2 separate regions of the Mus musculus genome follow, and region 2 is linked to region 1. Evidence: chromatin loops called from intact Hi-C (ENCODE). Cell type or tissue: left cerebral cortex. All regions are shown on one strand. Each heading gives the region's core, and the rest is flanking DNA. Links, peaks and the distances in the headings are about the cores only.

The links. Peaks named below come from ENCODE experiments on the same cell type or tissue, not always from the same donor. Only the 100,000 strongest peaks of a DNase experiment are listed, where the experiment ranks them.
Region 2: it touches region 1 in a loop (7-fold over the local background); 2 of 42 quality-filtered maps call a loop at or near these places.

The regions. Positions count from the first base shown.
Region 1 is chr14:71,996,631-72,008,156 of GRCm38, reverse strand. No RefSeq gene overlaps it. Among named protein-coding and RNA genes, the nearest start is that of Gm35079, 41 kb to the left of the region's middle. In left cerebral cortex, for the core only: no CTCF peak of the experiment used is centred there; DNase peaks (open chromatin) are centred at 4,847, 5,277, 5,590, 6,131 and 2 more places; H3K27ac peaks cover 1,192 bases.
Region 2 is chr14:71,722,863-71,734,388 of GRCm38, reverse strand. Gm34819 (a long non-coding RNA gene) reads right to left here. Exons shown (of 3, transcript XR_383575.3): 2 at 1,362-1,396; 3 at 591-765. Among named protein-coding and RNA genes, the nearest start is that of Gm34998, 41 kb to the left of the region's middle. In left cerebral cortex, for the core only: no CTCF peak of the experiment used is centred there; a DNase peak (open chromatin) is centred at 5,660; H3K27ac peaks cover 1,784 bases.

The DNA of each region.
Region 1 (11,526 bases), core at 3,141-7,140:
TATATGCAGTGTCTGAGTCAATCCCAAGTCCCTAAATCCCTGGCCAATCACATTTCACCATGTCATTACTATGCCCCAGTGAAAGCCCTGGCTGATGACGTAACTCAGAAGGAACATCATCACCTGTTAGGATTTCCATGAGGATGGAGAAAGCAGCCACCACCCTGGCCTTGGTTCCCTTTTGCTGTCCCACATGTGTTTTGGGAAACATCTTTGATGTAATATGCTTGGCAGACTCTCTGAGGAGTCGCAGGAGACTGTGGCACCTTCCTCTCTATCCCACTTTTTCCCTCACAATGTTGACTTCCACATCCCCCACACCTTTACAAACATATCAGGGACTAACTTAATCTAGATAACTACTTGCATATGTGCTTGGAGGCTTGTCTCCTAGGTGATGGTAGATCATATCAAATTGACAATATTAAGCCTTCTTAAAGATACACACAGGTTGATCCTCCTCCTGCCAGGTTGTCATAGACTTGGTTCCCAGACACTGATCTTCATCATCTCAGTTTCTTGAGATTAGACTTACTTATTACAAAGTTGCTTGCCAAGTGCAAGGACATCATCCTCTGTTGTGCTACACCAAGACCCCCTGAGTCACGGGTTACTGACCACACACATGTTTGTAGATGGGAAATAATGGCTGGGAAAGGTGGATTCTGCTAAGTTCACATGAAATAGGACATCGCGGAGAGTTTCATGCTCTCAGCCTCAAGAACGACAACCATTGCTGAGTCCATATTGTGTCTGATGTGTAGTTACAGAAATTTGTACTCAGGTCAGCTCTGTATGAAAAAGGGTGGGGCCCCAGGGATCCATCCCGTATACAACCACCAAACCCAGACACTATTGCATATGCCAGAAAGATTTTGCTGACAGGATGCTGATATAGCTCTCTTTTGTGAGGCTATGCCAGTGCCTGGCAAATACAGAAGTGGATGCTCACAGTCATCTATTGGATGGAACACAGGGCTCCTATTGAAGAAGCTAGTGAAAGTACCCAAAGAGCTAAAGGGGTCTGCAACCCTATAGGAGGAACAACAATATGAACTAACAAGCACCCCACCCCCCACCCCCAGAGCTTGTGTCTCTAGTTGCATATGTAGCAGAGGATGGCCTAGTTGGCCATCAATGGTAGGAGAGGCACTTGGTCTTGGGTAGATCATATGCCCCAGTACAGGGGAATGCCAGGGCCAGGAAGCAGGAGTGGATGGGTTGGAGAGCAGGGCAGGGGGAGGGTATAGGGGGCTTTGGGGATAGCATTTGAAATGTAAATGAAGAAAATATCTATTAAAAAAGGAAAAAGGGTGGGGCATTCTAACCAAACACACAGAGAAATGGATCATTATGTTGTCACTGTATACATTTTATGCCAGACTTCAGTATCATCCCACCTGATTGCTCAACAACAGATGTTTATTTGGGAAACTTCATCATCAATAAAATTGAAAGCTGGACAGCGGTCTAACTCAGTGATTTGGGGTAGAAGTTAGTATGAAGGAATATCCTGGTATTTAAGACTGTGCCAGATTGCAATGCTTTTGAAATCGGTTGTTCTCACAGTGCTTTCAGACTCCTGGATGACCTTTGGCTCTGCCTTGGGCTGCCCACTTAAGAAACCACTTTATCATGCCTCCATGTGATTGTGTTTGTGCAAAACCTGGGCTCAAAAGTCCTTTTAAATTAAAAGGGTTTTTAAAGACCCGAGAAGCAAGATCCTTGGAGAATAGACATCAGTTTTGTAGACTTCTGGTTCTCTTTACCTAGAGGAAAAGGTCATAGCTAGTTTGGGGTAGACTCTGATGATTTTTCAGAGAAAGTCACTGCCAGATGTTACTTGTGACTTCTGGTAGAAGTCACATCATATGTGCTAGCTAGCTTTTTGTCAACTTGACACAAGATAGAGTCATTGTGGAAGATATCATCTCAAATTTGAGAAAATGCTCCCACAAGATAGGCCTATGGGCAAACCCGTGGTACCTTTACCTGATTGATGGTTGATGAGGGAGTGACCAGCTCACTGTGAGCAGTGCTGTCCATACCTGGACTGGAGGTGATCCTGGATGCTATAAGAATTCAGGCTATGCAAGTCATGGGAACAAGCCAGTTAACAGCACTCCTCCACAGCTTCTGCATAAGCTTCTGCCTCCAAGTTCCTGCCCTCTTTGAGTTCCTGCTATGGCTTCCTTTAGTGTAATGTGTGAGTTCTATCAGACTGTAATATGTAATGGAGCATGAAAATGGCTGGAAGTCAGAAAGGGGATGTGATGATTGGGTCATTTACCATAGGGGTTCTTTGCCCTTTGCAAGAGATAGACCCTGCCATGGCCTTGAGATAGAAAGTACCTTCCCATCCCTTGACTAGGGAACTGGGTCATGGGTCTTTCTTTGGTCCAAGGGATGCTGGGAAATGTAAGAATGGAAGCAGGATTTTAATTTATGCTTGGACAGTTGATTCTATCTTCTGCTACATCCATGAGAAAATGCCCTAGCATACTCATTAGTTGCAGGAGAACTATGAGAAATGCATGGGTCAGAGGCTCCCCACTCTACCATAGTAATAGAAAGCTACCCAGGAATGGAAAAATCTGTGAAAGAGATGAATTCTTATTATTATTCACTGTTAATTATTTTGTGAATTTTCATGCAGAGCCCCACTTCCGGAGTTAGGGAATCATATTTCCAAACACTTCTCTCTTGTTCACAGAGATAGTCTAGGCATCTTCTGCATGCCAAACCTTGTTGAGACATAAAGGCTAAAGAGGTGACTCCCATCTTCAGAGGTGCTAGCATCTCTGTCAGTTGCTTTTCTCAATTCTGTTTCCATATATGTGATGAGAAATGACTTAAGACAGGGCTTACTTTGAGTTACAATGTTATTACTCTTACGGAAACACATTGCATCACAGTGGGGTGGGGAGGAGGCATGGTGACAGCAGTTTTGTGGGATGGGTAGCTTCTTACATTGCAACTTCATTCCAGCAATGGGACTAAGGTATTACACTTCACTGTTTTTTCAAAGCTTCTTGAAGAACAGAGCTGCCTTTTAAAGTCTCCCCAAACTTCCCAAATGGTGTCATCAGGAGGAGATCAACTACTCAAACCCATGTGTCTGTCTATGTGGAAGAGTTCACATTCAAAACCATAACACCATCCAGAAGGCTAATGAAGTAAATATTCCAGTCCCAGAGGGTGTCTCCCCTCAGCCAAACAGTGGGTGGAGCTTGGGGACTCTTATGGAAGAACAGGAGGAAGGATTGTGGGACCCTGAAGGGGATAAGAACTCCACAGGAAGATCAACAGAGTCAACTAACCTGGTCCCTTGGGGCTCTCAGAGACTGAACCACCAACCAAAGAACATACATAGGCTGGACCTTGGCCTCATATGTAGCAGATGTACAGCTTGACTTTCATGTGAATCCCGAACAGCTGTTGTAGGAGCTATGCCAAAAACTGCTGCTTATATGTGGAATAGGTTGTACTAGTTGGGCTGCCTTGTCTGGACTCAGAGGGAGAGAAAACAACTAGGCTAGCAGAGACACGAAGTGCCAGGGTTGGGGAGATACTATGAGGGACTTACACCCACTCAGAGGAGAAAGGGATGGGGAATGGGGGCAGGATTGTGGGAGGGCATGACTGGGAGGGGACAGTGAGTGAGATGTAAAGTGAATAAGTAAAGGAATAAAATTAAATTTAAAAAGAATGTGGGTGTCTCATCACAACTTCTTCATGGTAATTACATTCTTCAACTGACTGTGTTAGACAGATCTCCCAACCTTTTCTATGTTGGCATGTCTATGTATGTTGACTCTGGAAGCTCTAATAAACAGCAATAGAACTAGATGTTTGCTTTAGGCTCACACCTCCTCCCTGGACATATATTCTACACAAACTGACTAAAATGAGGGAAAGCTTCTGGTTAACCCTGGCTTTCACAGCAGCTCCCACACATTTTGAGGGTGAGTTTCTAAAACAGATCTCCATTCCATTTCTTCAGTCATGGGTGACAGAAGGAGTGGAGTTTGTCCTAATTAGTTCAAAGACCACCACATTCTTTCCCATCCACATGCTAGCTGTCAATCTAAATGAGGGGCAGTGTGTTGTGATCACCATGCTCAACTCTAGAGAGAGCTGGACCTGATGCTCAGTTTATCTGACTTTTCTGAGGACTTTGGGCATGCTGCCTAAAATTTCCCTTATGTTGCTGTGTTCTATAAGATGGGGATAATTTTTTAAAAAATGGGGATAATTTGTACTCCCAGGAGGTGTTGTGAGGGCTAGAGAAATTATACATGTAAAGAGCTGCCTTGTGCCCTGCTTGCTCTCTATTCCCAATTCATATGAAGGAGACCTAAGACTTAGTATTTTAGGATGTAACCTGCAAGTATACTTGATACCTTTGATTGGGGTAATTAAGTTAAAAATGAGTCATTAGAATGGGCTCCAATCCAATATGACTGGTGTCCTTAGAAGGCTAGGACCCGCCTGAGTACACACACACACACACACACACACACACACACACACACATACACCAGGGGGTAGAGAGAGTGAGAGCAAGAATAAGAGCTAGAGAGAGAGAGAGAGAGAGAGAGAGAGAGAGAGAGAGGGAGAGCTTTTTGAAACAGAGAACACGCTACCTGCATTTTAAGGAGCCTTAAGAGAAAACACTGCTCACAACTTGGTCTTGGAATTTTAGCCTTCAGAATGGTGAAAAGATAAATCTTTGTTGTTTTAGCCACCCAGCCTGTGGTACTTTGTTATGGAGGCCAGAGTAGATTAACACAGTGTCTGAAGCCCCTGGCATAGACCCAAGAGTGATGCCTGCAACCACCGCAGCTGCCTCCCTCCCCATGCCCTTCCTACTGTGGTCATTTCTCTTCTCCTCTCCTCTTTCCTCCCTCCTCCCTTCCCCCAGCCTGCTTTTCATTTCTTTCCTTTTTATTCCCTTGCTTCACTATAACTACATAGACTTCCAGTCTCCCAGCACGAAACAAGAGACCTGTGGTGGGGAACTAGTCTAAAGGGTATTTGTGCCCATATAAAAGAGAGAAGAAACACTCTGGCATTTTCTTGGGTGTTTACAGAAGTCACAGAAGAATAACAATCAGGTGAGTCACTGGGCTTCTCCTGATGGTTAGCACCCCAGTTAGGATTATGGGGTTTAGCTGAATTGGAATAGAGAGAACACAGGCTTGGAGTGGCAAATCTCTTTCTGTACTGGAAAACAGGAACTACTCGGTATGTGTAGGGGGGAGGACTGGGGGAATGAATCTGTCCTTCCTTCTATGGTTAGAATTCGGGCTTTGGGAGAACCTTTGGATTAATTCCCATGATCTGTATCCTTAACATCCAGAGACCCAGAAGCAAGGGCAGCAGTGGCAAGAGGGCATCGCAGGATTCCTGGGAGGAGATGCCCAGGTCCAGTATGCATCTTCTCTCAGTGGGAAGTTAGAAGAGTCTTTGGCAATCGACTTCCCTTCCAGAAAAGGCACTTTCCTCCACCAGAAAAAAATGAGTGTAATCAGTCTGGCTGGCTGATTTTGCGTTTTGAGATTTCCTGGATGAGAAGCTCTGTGTAAACCGTGGGCACTGTTGTTTTTTGTACCTGGCTGCTGGGCCAAGAGAGAAGGGAAATGGGAAGGCGAAGCTAGAATGACTCCTTGGCAGGCAGTCTCCTGGCCTCTCAATCATGTCTGCTGCTGCTGCTGTTGCTGCAGAAGGCTCAGCATACTACAGCTGCAGAAGGGGTGTGGGGCAGGCCAGGCCTGAGGTGCTGAGGGAGAAGGATGTAAGCTGTGAGGGAGCTGGAGGGTCAGCTGGCTGAGCTGCCCTTATGCATACTTCCACTGCCATTTCTTTGCCTTCTATGTGAGCCTTTGGATCTTCCTGTCATTTCTGGGACTCAGGTTACAGAACTGCCAGAATTCTGCTTTAGCAAATAATAGAGGGGTTCCATGTCAGGAGAAGGGCCACCCAGGAAAAGAATCCATAGAGAGGATGAGGATGAGAGGAGAGGGGAGAAGGGATAAGATGCAGATGAGCAGAAGCCAGCTCCTAATCTGGAGTCAGCAGAGGGCATCTTCCTGATGCATATTCTGTTGCCTCCCAGACCACTTCAAGCAGGAAGCAATGGCAGCTGTGCGGACAGGCTCTCCCACCCAATTGCAAGACTGGGACTCCTTGAGAACGCTCTCCTGACTTTTCCAGGTGATCTGCATTCCAGGATGCTATTAAGAAGAGAATGTTGCCTCTGAGCAGAGAGGTTCTGCAAGGCATAGACATGAGAGCAGCCCACCTCTTTCTTTCTTCCTTTATATTTTGAGCTTTGAGATGGGAAGAATCCTACTGACCTGAGGGGCTCCCTGGATGATGCAAGAGTTCTTCTCTATCACTACCGCCTTGCCACCAGACTTGAAATGCCACTGCAGGGAGTGATCTTGGCTGATTAATATGCAGGAGGAAGAAGCCATAAAGTCAAGTGCCTATAGCACTTAATGTGACTATCAGAGAAAGGCTGGCAACCCCCAAACCTCTGTGCCTGCCTCATTATGCATGGCTGCCAGAGGTTCCACCTTGCACTGCAAACAGAAGATTCAGGCATATGTGTACATATGTGGGGATCTCATACATTGGCCATTCCTTTATATTAACGCACATGCACATACACATACACATGATTACATGTAACAGTAGACCAGAGAATTGTAGCTGGTGTCTTCCAAGCACTACAGAAGGCAATTCTCTCAGCAGAAGCAGCTTCTCAAGGATCTTTTCCCTTTCCTGGGCTTAGCCACCTTCTCATGACCAGGAAGACTCAGAGAGTCACATATTAATGACTCTGCATATTAGAGAAGGCTGTGATAGAATCAAAATTATCATTTTATCATTCGTCAGTTCTGAAACACCCAATCTCATCATTCATTTAATAGTAGTTATTCCAGTGAAACTGTCATGGCCAGGTAGCTGGTGGTTTCTGGTCTGATCCGTGCCTAGGCATAGGTGCTCCTCCCCTTAGCTGCTGCCATCATCATCATCATCATCATCATCATCATCATCATCCCTGTCACTGGAGTGGGAGATCTCTACAAAACTGATACTGTTTTCTCATCACAGAGCTTAGTTTCCATCATCTATCAGGTCCCTATTCTCTAGAGAAATCTGGAGATGCTAATGTGTGAGGAGTCAGGGGATGCTGTAAGAGGCAGTGTCCCTTACTTGTGGTTTGGAATTGGCAGCTTTGAGGTACCTGCTGTTCTGGGTTGTGTTCTGTGAAAGATTAAAAAACAGACTTCATTTATTAACCACAAAATCCTCTCTATTCTTTTAAGTTTACAAAATCTATCTTCAGACAGGTATAGCCCCTGGTGGCTGATGATGATACACCAGAGTCTTCCCAGTGCATACATAGATGATGCCAGAGTCTCTTCCCAGTGCATACATGAATGACTCCAGAGACTCTTCAGTCTTCCTCATCTCCTGGGATTTCTTAGAGAGAAAGGTTACTATTTTATATATTATTAATGACTACAGACATCAATACCTTCAAGACAACTATTGGAAGAATAAGTTCCTCTGAGAGGAGAATACTAGATACTCAGTTTTGCCTCTGACCATGGGCTCCAGCTTCTTGGAGTACTCCATTGATTGATTTATGTGTTGCCATTGAGACATCAGTTAGAGCTAGGGGGTGGGGTTCAGGGAAGTCAAGAACTTTCCTTTAGCTGTGTATGACTTAGTACTAAGTACTTTGCACTCACAACCAGGATTTGCCAAAGGGTACAGGGCAAAGAAAAACGTCACAGAAAAGCAGTGTGGATTCTGGCAGGTTTGGTTTGATGTGTGAGGGACAGTCCACTGGTGATAAGTAATTCTTACTCATTACACGGGAAACTTGGGGGCCATGTGCCCCAGAGACTGCTTACCTTTAAACAGACTGTTTATATTTTTCCTGCTTCTATTCTAGATGAAGACACCTAAAGATGATATGATATGACTTCCAAGTCTAAGCTATTTTCTCACACTCAGCCTGGCACATCAAATGTGAACATTGAAGAAAACTTGGGGATCATTAGAGGGCCTGATGGCTCCTCAGAGTCAACAAAGAGCTGTCATAAATAGAGATTGCTAGGCACATAGCCAGGCATCTAAACCCATGTGCCTTGGGAGGCACCAAGGTCTTTTTTTCTTTTGATTTATTCTTTGCTAACATCATCCATGAATTTTAGAGTATATCTGCCCCCACTTCTCCCTCCAATTCTTCCCAGATCCCAACTCATCTGTTTTCCAACTTAATGTTCTCTTCTTCCTCATCCTGTCCTTCACTGAATATGATTAGTGAGGTTCATATACACATGAACCCATCCTCGGCAGCATGGGGAACTTACCAGGGGCCACGTGGATTAGGAAAACCTCTCTTCCCCAGTGTCCACCACTGGGGTGGTCCTCAGATAGGGATGGGGACTCATGAGCCCCCACCCTGAAGCTGGAACTTTGCTTGGCTTTATCTTATGAAGGTCTCATAAAGGAGCCACAGCTACTATGAGTTCATGAGTATAACAGCCCTCTGAGCATGTGCAGAGATATTATTTTGCTGTAATCTTTCCCAACTTCTGGTTCTTACAATCTTTCTGTCTCCTCTTCTCCAATGTTCCCTGAGTTTTTCTGCATGTGAAGAGGCAGTGATGAAAGTGTCCCATTCAAGGCTGAGCATCCCTCAGTCTTTAACTCTCTGTCTGAGAAGTTATGAATTTCTAGTACAGAGCACGTTATTTTTATTCTCTGGGAAAATGCACTCTCTTGACATTTCAAAATATAAGGAAAATTAATCCCTAGGAAGGACTTATTTGGACAAAGTAATATTAGGAAGAAAATTGTTTTGTTTTTGGTCCCCCAACTACTTCAACCTGGAACCTCTATAACAATTTTGTAAAGATGGTATGTCATCATGTAACCCAGGCTGGTTTTGGACAGAGATCTGCCTGCTTCCTCCTCTTGAAAGTTGGTATTAAGGATATGCACCATTCTCTGGGTGGTGGTGATGCACACCTTTAATCCCAGCACTCCTGAGCCAGAGGCAGGCAAATCTCTGAGTCTGAGGACAGCCTGGTCTGCAATGTGAGTTTCAGGGAAGCTAGGGGTACACAGAGAAACCCTGTCTCAAAAACCAAAACCAAAACCAAAACCAAAACAAAAACAAAAACAAAAACAAAACAAAATAAAAAAGAAAGAAAAACCCGAAACATCATTAACAAAGAAAGACATGCACCATTATGCCTGGCCTTTAATAACAAAACTTTATTTATATGTATAACTTCATGTATAGATGCTCAGTAAGCGTAGTAGCTTGAAGTATTGCTTTAGACTCAGGAGGGATGCTGCAGCAAGTGCATAAGACACAGGCAGAGGTGAATGTGGATGCTCATTTATTCCAGCTAACTTAGCTTGTTCCTCCTGTTCACCCCTGTTCCTGCAACCACTTTGAGAGTTACCCTTTTCCCTTCATTCTTCCTCATGTGTCATTTATCAACTCCTAGCTACCCTACTGCATGCCATCACATCTTGGCCTGGTGTCTTGTTCTTTATTCCCCTTGGAGACCTTCTTTCTCCAGGATACAGTTCTGGAGGTTTTTTTTTAGTGCCTTTCATAAACTCCATACAGGGCTATTTCTTCTGCTTTGTGTGGTGTTTCTTGATCCTGTTACACACAACTTTCCTATCTTCCCCTTGTCCTCATTTATGATTTCTGTATCTCAGAAAGATACAGCAGGATATGCCCGAAGACTCCACGGAATGCTAGCGTTTTAGGCATGGAGACTCCACCCTTTAATTCTGCTGTGGTTTTTACCCAAAGGACTAACATTGTTACTTCTTTTCCTGGAGCTTCAGCTCCTTTTACAAGGGTCTTCATCATCCCCCATGCATCCCCCCCACTCTTCTTCTCTCAAAGATACAAATTGCATACACAGATGGTAATTCATGGGAGAGAGGGAGAGAGAGAGGGAGGGAGAGAGAGCGAGCAAGCGAGCGAGAGAGAGAGAGAGAGAGAGACAGAGAGAGACAGAGAGAGACAGAGAGAGAGACAGAGAGAGACAGAGAGAGACAGAGAGATACAGAGAGACAGAGAGACAGAGAGACAGAGAGACAGAGACAGAGAGAGACAGAGAGAGAGAGAAACACTCTCCCTAACGTTCCTGGCTATATTTCCTCTGCAGCTCCTTCATTCCTATGCTGGCATGAAGACACCTTTAGAGCTCTGTGCATCAGATTTCCTTGCATTACTCTTCTCTGTGGTGAGTTCTTTCTCACTGCTACATTTTACCTGCATCTCAGCACAACACAATTTGACTTCCTTTAACATACCCTCTTGCTCTTACCACTCTTAGGCAGTTCAGGAGAGGACTGTGAAAGTCAGTTCTAACCCAATGCCCCCTCCTGACCAAGATGCTTAATGTATAGCCGATATGCATAAGGAGTCCAAAGCAAAGGCCAGTTGTCACGAGAGATGTAGCCAAGCAACCTTGGTGCTAAGCAACAGATTGAAGCTCACCGAGTCTTGATTCACTTCATTGCCAGCTGCACAGAACTTGGCCTTGACTAGAGGAACAGTTTGATTTGGTTAAAGGAAAAGATAGAGGGCGAGAGAAGATGGAATGGCAGAGATATGGGAAAATACTGAGAAAGGGAAGGAGAGAGTGAGGGTTATAGATGAGAATAAACAAGATGTCACTAAGATGTCTAACTGTCATTAAGAATAATATCTAAAGAATGACCAAGAGGGCTTTTTTGTTTGTTGGTTTGCTTCTTTGTTTAGATTAATGGCAACAGCTAATCCATCTTTTAAAAAAACCTTTCTATTTGAACATGCTATTTGTTTGGTGAGTATATCTTCCATGATGTCAAAATGTCCCTTCCCAGAAACCTTCAAAGCCTGTACCTCCTGTGAAACAGAAGTCAGTATTTCCTCTCTGCCTGGTTGACTACTATATACTGACCTGGAGCCCGTATCTGGAAGGGAATTCTGCCAGAAGGTACCAGAAACAGAGAGTCGTGTGTACAACAAAATGGCAAAGAAAGGGAGGAGGAGTGCAGGTGGAAGTCAGGCTGAGCCTTTCAGACTTGTGCTGGGACAGATTTGATGTCAGCCTTCTGGCCAATATGAATGACAATTTGCTTTCGAGTTTCTCCCAAATATTCTTAGAAGATGGGTCAGAGGCTGTTCACAAGTCCATTCTGAAAATGAGATGTCGTGGTGTCTAGATGATTCAGGAAAACCCCTCGTGGGTGGCATAGAACAGAGGAAATAACATGATAGTGTATTATAACCTTGCAGGACATGCACAGAAGCAGAGATCAATGACTCAATGATTTGGATGCTAGGCAGTACCTGGTATATAATATACCATTTGTGCACTTTTATTTTACTCTTCAGTTCAATCTACCACCATCATATCATGTTCTTTCTGGGTGCCCTCTTCTCTAAGTACTCAACTCCAGCCCTCTCCTGCTAGTGGCTGGAAT
Region 2 (11,526 bases), core at 3,253-7,252, 270 kb after region 1:
CCAGGCTTCCCAGGGTTCCCTCTTTACCCACTTACGAAGACTTTAAGAGTTATCCCAGTGAAGGTTTTATTCAAGCTACCTAAAACAGGTTTCTCCATGGTAACACTCTATGAAATAAAGCACTGTTATCATCAGCCCTTTTGAGAACATGGGAGATTTTTGCGACTGCTCGCCCAGAAAGGCTTCAACAATCTCCAAATAGTCAGCCTCTGGGATCATAACCTTCATTAACAATGTTGGCATTTTATTGTAGTGTTGTACTTCCCTAGCTCAGCTATTCTAACATGGGTCCTATGAAGCTTTAATTGGCCATATGGAACATACAGCTTATAGAAGTACTTGTCAGGTCTACTTTAGAAACACAATCTTAGGTAAAATTCACTCCAAGGTCACCCAATGATAGGACTTTACCTAAAGATGAAGTTTCATACTCCCAAGTTCACTACACTTTCATCATCATCATCATCATCATCATCATCATCATAATCATTGTCTCTCTCTCTCTCTCTCTCTCTCTCTCTCTCTCTCTCTCTCTCTCAGCTCTATGAACAAGTATCACCTACAAATCTACTCACTTGTCACCCTGGGAGGAATCTTCCTTCACTGAATTACAAGCCTGGATGTCTGCGTGTCAAAATAGAGTCAATGTGGTGGCAACTGCACTGAATCTCTTGAGGGGGTTGTGGGGTTGTGCTGGGATCAACGGAGAGAGCAGAGCTGAGCTGCCAAATTCTGCTTCAACAATGGCAAGTCCATGGGGAATTTCTGTAGAATTAGATATATTGCTGGACGTGAATAATTAAGGATTCTGATGTGGTCAGGTAGATTAATGTCCCTCTGAAAGCTCTGGATCAATGTTGGGAAAAAATAAAAGGCATGCATAATTTAAAAAAAACCATCAGAAACTTTGCTTGACATGATGACATTACTGATATTTTTATGATCTTCTCAAATATACTCTATAACTGTTATTAATTTAGTATCGTTAATAGCTCATCTTTCACATGTCAGGCAAAAACCAAAGCTGAAAAAGTAGAACTGCTTATGCCTGGCAAAGTCCAGGAGGTAGATAAGGAAGCTCCTATGACATGAAGCCCTTGAATGCTTTCTGGGACCTCCCAGCCTAGGTCTCTGTTAGTGCATAGACACTCTCTTGCATTGCTTAACATAAACTAGAGTGGCCAATTGTGGCCCATTTCCTAGACAAATATTGCCCTGGAATTGGCTTGACTTCTTGTATGGTCAAGTGACTGGGGTACAGGGAAGAAGCAATTAGATGCTCCAATGGGTCCTACAAACATCAAGACATCAAAACATCAATAATGCCCAATATCCACAAGTTCATGAAACAGTTAACTAACCTGTGATGCAGGCCACTTCAAAAATACAGATGCCTCTGAAAAAGAAAATATATCCAGCATCAGCATTCAATGTTGATGGATTGCTTACTAGGTAGCTGGTCGTATACTAAGTAGCTTACAAACATTTCTCATTCGATTTTCACTACAACCATAAGTCTCAAAAACTTAGACTTCAGAGATCAGAAGCAATCTATATAAGGATACACAGAAGTTAATAAAAGCAGAAGCAATAACTCAAGCCAGGTCAGACTCCAGCTTATTGGCTTATTAGGTGTCTATCCTTTGGGTAGGGTCCTTGTACGTTATGTTAACCTAGATGAGCTGTTTCTCTGCACAGAAAGCACTTGGTTCATCTAGAATAAGTGTGTGGAGGGATGAAGCAGTTAGAAGTGCAAGAAACAGCCTATACCTTTTCTATAGCAATAGTCCCTATGTCCTGTAAAATTCTGCAGCATTCACTATATTCTTCAAATGCCATAGTAGGAAGGAGACCACCCTCACACAAATCAAATGGTTCTACATACCCTCACTGCCTGCTGAGAAGATCAGTCTCAGGAGTAACTACTGACAATAAAGCTGGAAGTTTAGATTTTTCTAATGATAGCAAGTGATCAAATAAATTTTTTTAAGTCCAGATATTCCAGTAAAGACTGGATTTCTCTTATAGTGCCCAGGTCAGTGAGCTTAAAATCAGCAGCTGTGGAGTTCAGAGCTCTTTCTCCTTCTCTCTCTCTCCCTCCTTCCTCACCAGCCCTGCCTCGATTTGCTTGTGCATCAAAAAGTGCAGTTGTGTGTCTTTTTCTGGTACCATGGGAAAATGTAGACAAGTGTTTACTTACCACAAACAGTACATAGCCAATGACTTGGGAAAGTTATACCCCATGAGGCTCCCTAAACAACTTGCCAGCAACTCCACTGATCAGAGGTTCTCCTCTCCCTAGTAGTTGTTGCTTTTTACATAACCTTGGAGGGAAGCCCTTAGTGTCTTGTAAAGGCTCTGGAGTTGTCTGAGACTTGACTAGCACTGTTTCCCAAAGGACCCTTTAGTGCGGTGTCCTCTTGGGGACAAACCCAAAGGTAGTCTAAAAGAAGAAAGAGACTATACGACATAGAACCAAAATACAAATACATGTATTTACTCATCTGAAATACCCAGAAAAACTTGTCTGATGGATCAAATGATTCCTTAATACAAATGAGTCAACTGAGTTACCCACGTTAATACAGGCTGAGTAAGCTAAGCCCACTGAGGCTAAATTGCTCAGCTGCCTGGGAAGGTGGTTGGCTGTCTTTTCAACACACACACACACACACACACACACACACACACACACGCACACACACACACTTACACACACACATACAGAGTCTCCTACTATTAAATTAACTAGCTATTAAATCCTCAGTCCAATAATAAATCAATAATTAATAGCCAAGGCACTTGGTTCCATTTTCCTGTATTGCATTTGCCAGTGATACAGAATGGACAGCCGTGTTCTTCTTTTCCAGACATTGAATTGCCTACTCCCACCCTCTTGAGTATGAATATGTTCCTACCTCATTTGCATCTGATTATTAGTGCATTGAAGCTACAGTCACGTATATCCTCTTTATATTCACTGGAAAATTAAATTACAAAAGTTTTTCTACGTTGCAATTTATGTTCAGGCGATTGTTTTTTTGTATTCTGGCAAATATTACGGTCTCCAGAACTTAATGAATTCATGAGCATTGATTCCCAAGGGGGGGGATGGCATGCATACTATATTAGAAAACTGAGAAGCTCAGCCTGATGTCAAAATGTTTTACTTTCTCCCACCCGAGCCTTCCATACACTTGGGAAATCGTGCAGATGCCAAGCAGCTGATGTCTGTAGGCAGCTGTCGATATTGCCTACAGAAGTGGGATGTTTGAGGGGTACCCACAGAAAGCTATGCCTTTCAATGTATCGAGTGATGGATGCTGCAGGATCTAGGTATTTTTTATGCAATCTATTACTTTAAAGGCAAGTCATTGCTCAGTGTCAGTCTTCACTCCTGGCCATTCCCCAGTTCCCGAAAGCCAGAACTACTACCTCTACCAGTAATCAGAAGTCAGAAACTTGCAGCCTACTAATTACCTTCTGTAGTTCTAGCTTTTTTATTTTTACACCAAAATTTAAATATTTGGAAATTTCATAAAACAAGGTCTGTATTTCTATTTCCTTTAAAAGATATGGAGATACTTTGTCACTGAGAGGTTGTCCAGTGTGTTAGACATTTAGGGCTGTTAAGTAATAGCAATCAGGCCTCTTTAAATATTTTTGTTTCTCAGTCTAGATGATAGATTTTTGTCACCTCTTCCTGACACAGAGCACCTACGGCCCTTAAAATTTACCCAGCAGTGAGAGTATTTAACAGATTTTCAAGATACCATAGAATTCTTCCTCTTCTTCTTCTTCTTCTTCTTCTTCTTCTTCTTCTTCTTCTTCTTCTTCTTCTTCTTCTTCTTTTCTTCTTCTTCTTCTTCTTCTTCTTCTTCTCTTCTTCTTCTTCTCTTCTTCTTCTTCTTCTTCTTCTTCTTCTTCTTCTTCTTCTTCTTCTTCTTCTTCTTCTTCTTCTTCTTCTTCTTCTCCTCCTCCTCCTCCTCCTCCTCCTCCTCCTCCTCCTCCTCCTCTTCTTCTTCTTCTTCTTCTTCTTCTTCTTCTTCTTCTTCTTCTTCTTCTTCTTCTTCTTCTTCTTCTTTCTTTTTTTTAATAAAGGCACTTTTGGTGAGCTCCTTGGTATCCACAGGATGGGAACTGATTGGCAACAGTATCAACCATGTGATTGGAAGGTCACAACTTTGAGTTTTACTACCTAACCTCTCTAGGCAGGGGAGGCAGGCTGCAAGTTGCATTAATCACAGTAGTTGGTATTTTTTTGTCACATGCTTATAGAACAAAGCTTTAACGAGAGCCCCAAATAGCAGGAACCAAGGACTTCTAGATAGCAGAACACATGGTGATTCCTAAACAGTGGAACACCTCAGGGTGTAGACAGTTGTGTCTCTTCTGTTTGTGCCTTTATTATCTGCTGCTCATCTCTACACAGGGTAATATTTCCTCAAATGGATAAATGCAATTGCCTTAGCCCTTTTGGCCATTCTAAAAAATAAATCACAAGTTTTGTGAACCCCAAATTTATAAATTCTCAGTGTGAAATATGAGCCATAATCTTAGACTTGTAACCAACAGCTGAAATAGGAATGGACTCAACAGACTGAGTTCTTATTTTCTGGGTCCTGACTTTATCAGAACTGGGTTAAATTATAGCATCCCTGGAAAAGTGCCTAGTGAAAAAAATAGTACCCACTCACTTCTATCTCCCAAAGTGAAGCATTGTGTGGACATTGAACATTGATGTAGGCAACACAGACTTATTTTTCTACTCTCTTGAACTTAGTAATACCCATTGATTGATTTAATCAGAACCTTTGAACTCAAAACCTTACATACATCAGAATCACTCTTGAATTTACATCATCTATCTAATCTCTTTGTCTTACCTCACTGAGTATTTATCCTTCTATCCTTATTCCTCCTGGACAATGCCAAGAAAAAAAATGATGTGTGGCAGAAATCCAGTGATTAAGAGAAAGGTGGTACCCTGGGGTTTGAAGAAAACACCAGGCTCAATGTAGAAAGCCAATGTGCCTTGGCATGGAAGCTTTCACAGATGGGTTCCAGAGTTCTGACTTCTTAGATCTCGCTATAAGGCTTGCTCGAGTACCAGATATCCCTTTGAGCTCATAAAAATGTGTTCGTGCATAAACGTTGGCTATCAAGTCTTTACTACCCAAGGGGCCCACTTATGAGTAAAAGTGTTTTCCTCCTAGCAACAGACTTCAGAGAAGGTTCTTGTTTAGGAGAGTTTAGAACCACCAAGAACAGTGTGATGACCCTCATGACCTCACCTTTAGCATGGCATTGGTGGATGGTTTTGATGGGTGTGTGCTTATACCTGGAAGTACAAGGTTATAGTTCCATTTGAGTGGTGGATATAGACTGCCCAAGGTTGGTAGAGAGCAGGTGCCCTGGCAGAATAGGTAATCTGACTCAGAAAAGAAAATGAGCTTCTAGGATGAGTCAGCTTTGTGCTGTGATCTTCTTCCACCTCTCCACTCAAACTTCATAGCACACCCCATTTCCTTCCAGAGAACGCTGGATGAGGCAGAGAGTATTTTGAGGATATTTTGAGAAAGAAATCTGCCAGGGCATAATTTTTTACTTGTCTCAGCCTGGTGCATTGTAGGAAAGTGTCCGTGCTGCGAGTGGGTGTCTCTGCCTCCTCCAGTCTAGCACCATCTTGACAGAAGCAGTTATTCCAGAGACAAACCCGGAGAATACTCAGCAGTGTTGGGTATGACTTCTGTGTGGTGGGAGTAAGCATCCAACCTGAGGTTATGTGAATATAAACTGTGCTTGTATCTGCAGCCCCATCCTATCAGATGATGACTAATTGCTTTCACCTAGGAAAGCAAATCCTGCTTCACGATTCCAGTGAATCCTGGTCAGGAATAGACTGTGAAGAGGTGACTGTCTCCTAATGTCATATTCTATTTGTAATGCCACATTCTTTTTTTGCTCTTGGTATTTTGCAAAGAGCTCCCATCACTTACCTCTATCTCTGGTCTAGAAGACAACTCTCTCTCTCCAATCTCTTCATTACCATTTACTTCTTCATGTTTTAACACCTGATATAATCAATAGTTCCACCAACCCCCCTATCCCATCCCCCTCCCTCCCCTACCCATCCACCTACTCCTACCTCCCGCCCTAGCATTCTCCTACACTGGTGCATCAAGCCTTCCCAGGACCAAGGGCCTCTCATCCCATTGATGTCTGACAAGGCTATCCTCTGCTACATAGCAGCTGGAGCCATAGGTCTCTCAATGGGTAATCTGGTTGGTGGTTTAGTCTCTGGGAGCTCTGGGGGGGGGGGGTCTAGTTGGTTGATATTGCTGTTCTTCCTATGGGTTGCAAACCCCTTAATCTCCTTTAGTCCTTTCTCTAACTCTTCCATTTGGGACCCCGTGCTCATTCCAATGTTTGGCTGTGAACATTTCCCTCTGTATTTATCAGGCACTAGCTTCTCTGGAGACAGATATATCAAGCTCCTGTCACCAAGCACTTCTTGGCAACTGTAATAATGTCTGAGTTTGGTGTCTGTATATGGGATGGATCCTCAGGTGGAGCAGTATCTGGATGACCTTTCCTTCAGTCTCTGCTCCATACTTTTTCTCTGTATTTCCTCCCTTGAGTATTTTGTTCCCCTTTCTAAGAAGGACTGAAGCATCCACACTTCGATCTTCCTTCTTCTTGAGCTTCATGTGGTCTATGAAATGTATCTTGGGTATTCCAAACTTTGGATTAATATCTACTTATCAGTGAGTATATACCATGTGTGTTCTTCTGTGATTGGGTTACCTCATTCAGGACGACATTTTCTAATTCCATCCATTTGGTAAGAATTTCATGAATTCACTGTTTTTAATAGCTGAGTAGTACTCTATTGTGTAAATGTACCACATTTTCTGTATCCATTCCTCTGTTGAAGGACACCTGGGTTCTTTCCAGCTCCTGGCTATTATAAATAAGGCTGCTATGAACACAGGCAGAGGAACTAGTTATAGACAATAAAATAGGAAGAAAAACTTCTGACATGTGCTTACACAGTTGTCCATTATATGAATCTATTATTCATCTTATGAAGATATTTGGCTCCAGAATCCTTCACAGGAACCAAAATATCAATATTTTAATATCAAATGCCATAGTAGTCACATATAGCTTATATACATCCCCCTATATTCTCTAGATCTTATATACTTATAGATGACTTATAGGAAACAACCCAAGACAAATGCTGTGCAAATGATTATAATACTATATTGCTTAAGGAATAATGACGTAAAATAGGCACATTAATATATGCAGTCCTCATTGTCCATAATCCCTGGCATACAACCCATTTATAACAAAGGGCTGACTATATGTATACATATAAGTGTTTGTGTGCACCTGTATTTATTCAATAGATTACTCGGTGGACACATTTCCCTGGACTTCATGATTATTTCCTCTCCATGGCAAAAATGGATATGAGATTTCTAGGGTTGTAGTAGACATGATTGACTTTCAAAGAAAGCCACGTGGAATAGATGGTGGGGCAGAATGGCTGAAGGAACACAGCTGTGTGGCAATGCTTCTACTAGTGTTCTAGGGTTGTCTCAGCCCTAACCTTTCATTAGATTACCTGCATTATAAGATAATAGTCTGGGGGGACGAGGGAGATCATTCAGCAGTTAAAAGTATTTGCCATTCTTTCAGGGGACCTGAGCTTGGATCTTAGAGCCCACGACAGGCAGCTCACTACCTTTACTTACTCCAGCTCTAGGGCATTCAATACTGCCTTCTAGCTACTACAGATACACACACACACACACACACACACACACACACACACACATGCACTTAATAAAAGTATCTTTAAAAGTAGCTATTGGCTTTAGTTTTCTGTTTTCTAATGTTTGTAGGTAGATCTAATGCTAAGGAATGTATAAATTATATCCACTTTTATAGTGAGTTTCTAATAATATTGTCTCAGTCTGAATTGCACAATAAATTCTCTCCCTTACAATTCATATATGGGAGATCTAATTTCTTATGACTAAAAATGTACCCATTTTGAGCTCTCTTCCCAGTCTGGGGATGAAAGGGAAGCCCCCCACTGCCTTGCCCAGATCTACTAATGTTTACCTTCAATTATATCTGTCCCTGTATGCCTGTGTGGAGGTGTGTGCATGAGGATGCAGTTGCCATATGTCAAAAAAGATATCGGTTCCCCTAGAACTGGACTCATAAGTGGTTATAAACTGCATGTTATGTGTGCTGGGAACTAATTCAGGTCCTCTGTAAGAGCATCCTGAACTTCTTAGCCATCTCCCCAGCTGCAATTTTGGTGCTTTAACATCCACTCAATCTGTGGCTTATGGCATCCCTGACAAACTACCAGAGAAACATGATTCCTCCTAGTTGTAGTACATGGAGAACAGTATCTGACTCTTAAGTCTCTCACTATCCTTGAGAGGTGAGCATGCTGATAAGCTGCCTGTTTGTTCCCCAATGTTGTACAGTGAGCATAGTAGGCGATTTGCTTCCCATTATTATGAGGAACACAATCCTATGGTGTCTCTTCCCCCAGGATTGGGCAGTATGCACAGTACTGGGCTGTCTCTTTCCTCCTCATTGTCAGATAATGTGCACAATAACAGGTTATCGGTTTCCTTGCCATAGAGAAGCACATTTCACTGCATTGCTTTCTATTGAGTTTTCTACAATGGAGTTTTCAAATGTGAGTTCAGCGTGATTATGGAGGCTGTTCAGATGAGAAGAATCCCCTGGCTTTCAATGAAAATGCCCTTGAGTTCTAGGCAACAGAATGTTATCATTGAAGAGAGAACTAACAATAATACTGAGCCTGACATAGTGTTACTGTGTGACATAATTAAGCTCACATGAACTCCCTGGTGTTGCTGGTGGCTTGAACTCTTTGGTAGAAAGGCTTAGAAGCTGGGCCACCTGCATTCCCATCACCAAAGGAACCTGTTTTTAATGGGGTAAGGGATAAGCATCTGCATTTTATCAGATCCTATGATGGTTATTAAGAGTACCGTAGTCCAAGAGCTATTAGATTAGTCATCTGCAAAATAAAAATGAAAGAGAGGGGAAAAGGTAGAAATTTCCCCAATCGTAGAAGTTTTATTACATTACATAATTCAGTCATCATCCAAAGATACTAGTAAAGTTTATAGGTAAGACTTTTAGGTAAGGATTATAACTGAGGTAATAGATCACTCATTGTGTGAGGAAGTAGAGGCTTTATAGTATCCATTCTATAGAGAGACACACTGAGACTAGATAGCAGAAAGAGCAAATATGAGACTAGAGAGATGGTTCAGTGTTAAAGTGCACTTGTTGTGGAAGCATGAGGACTTGAGTTCAAATCACCAGCACCCATGTGAAAAGCCAGGTGTGATCGAACTTGCCTGTCAACATAGCACTGGGGGGCAGAAACTGAATGAAAATTTCAGTTCTCTGAGAGTCAGACTAACGGCAGATAAACAGCAAGCGTGTAGGTTCTGTAAGAATTCTCAACTCAAGGTAAGAAGGCATGAGCAACATGCGATGACACCCACATCCTGGTCTAGCTTCCACATGCATGCACAGCATATGTGTATAACACACAAAGACATGGACACACATAGTATATATATTGTTATGATTTTTGTGGATTTTAAGGTACCAGGGGATCCCAGAAGCCAGCACCACTTGGAATCCTCAGGAGGCTGCATGAGACTGTCTGTTCCCACAGTTTCTCCACTATGCAATATCTATAAGTGGATGGAGAAACAAACCCAGAAAGAGTCATAAAAAATAGTCCTTTGAGGAAGTTCTTGGTTAAATAAAATCTAGGTGATACAAGAAGTACCTAATTTCTCTCTTCCATTTAGATATTTAGCAGCTACTTCCAAAGAAGGGCCTCTGTTTTTAATCATGGAGAAGACCAGCAAGAAGGTTGCAATGATTGGAATTGATAGGGAGTGTATCCCATGATACACCATGTGTTTCTTTTCTATATAGGGTAGGAGCCTTGTAAGAATCAACTGAAAAGTGTCACCTCTATACAAACCAGCCCCACCCCACTTGTGAACTTCATGGATCCTAGAAATATGTATTCTTCCTTCACATATAGACACAGCAGTAAAATGGAACCTGGGACATGATGAGGCGGCCTTGGGCAGAAAAGCCACTGTGCTGACACTGTGGCATCTAGGTAAATTAGACCCAGCACTATGAAAGAGATAAATCTATCTTTTTTCTCTCTTTGACTCTTGCTGTGCCTGAAGCTGCTTCTAAAGTGCCCACAACATCAAAGAGTGAAATAAATAGTGAGGTGGGATTGTTATGTTCAATAATCTCTGAGAAGAAAATGAGGGAACAATAATTAGGCCAAAATAAACTTAGAGACTATCACATACAGACCATAAGATCTGTACTGTTGCAATCAACAGTTTGAAAATGTGACCCTCAGCATTACAATAGCCCAAACAAGAATGTGGTAAAACACATGGTTACAGAAAACAATGTGTATGTAATAGGAGAAATCAATTTTCAAAGAATGCTGGTTTTAAGAGGAAAAGCAGAGCTCAGCTTTTCCTGATGATGAAGCCGACAGGAATTCCTCCCATGGGTCTTCTAGAAGAAGACAGGGTGTTGTAAAGGAAGCATTCTTGGCAATATCCCTACGGTGACATTTGTGGGACTATTAATCTAAGCCTCTCACTGGCTCAGTGCCAAAGCACACTATATATAGAAAAGGCAAAGTGGTCTGGAAAGAAGTGGTTTTCAGGGATGTTCTAAAAAAAGGGTAACATTTAGGGTTCACAGAGTAGACTCTTTAATTTAGTGGGTAGGAGCCCTGTAAGAATCGACTGAAAAGTGTCACTTCTATAGGCACACTAAGGACTCTAGAGATGGCTCAGATGGTAGTGAGTTTGTCTTTGAAAGCATATAGACTTGAATTTTCTACCTTAAAGCATGGTTTGGTTTGCTTTTGCTTAATTTTATTTTGTTATTGTTGTTTTGTTTTTCTTTATACAAGTTTATCTGGGTGTGGTGGCATGTACTTATAATCCAACTGCCAGAGAAATGGAGACAGGCAAATCATTAGGGCTTGCTGGCTAGCCAGCCTAGTCTATTTGGCAAGTTTCAGACCAGTAAGAGACTCTAAAGCTGGAAAAAGTAAGAAAAGAGGTTAATGATACCCTTAGGATGCCTCTAAGTCTGTCCTTTGCACCACCTCTCCCCTAGTTTAAAATAAAATAAATTAAAAGAAATATTCCTATACTTTTATAATTACAGGCTTCTAGTCAATCCATGACCCTTACAGGTCATAAGAAAAGAGGCACTGCTGTTTGTCTTTTCTGGAGAAGACATGAAGTAGCTACACACTCAGAGAAATAATATAAGAATTATATCAAAGTCCAACTTGATAAACAAATTATTTTATTGAGGTTATTATAAGATTACAGATTAAGGATTACTTATAGCACCTTACTCAAAAGCAGATGCATTGCCATGAAG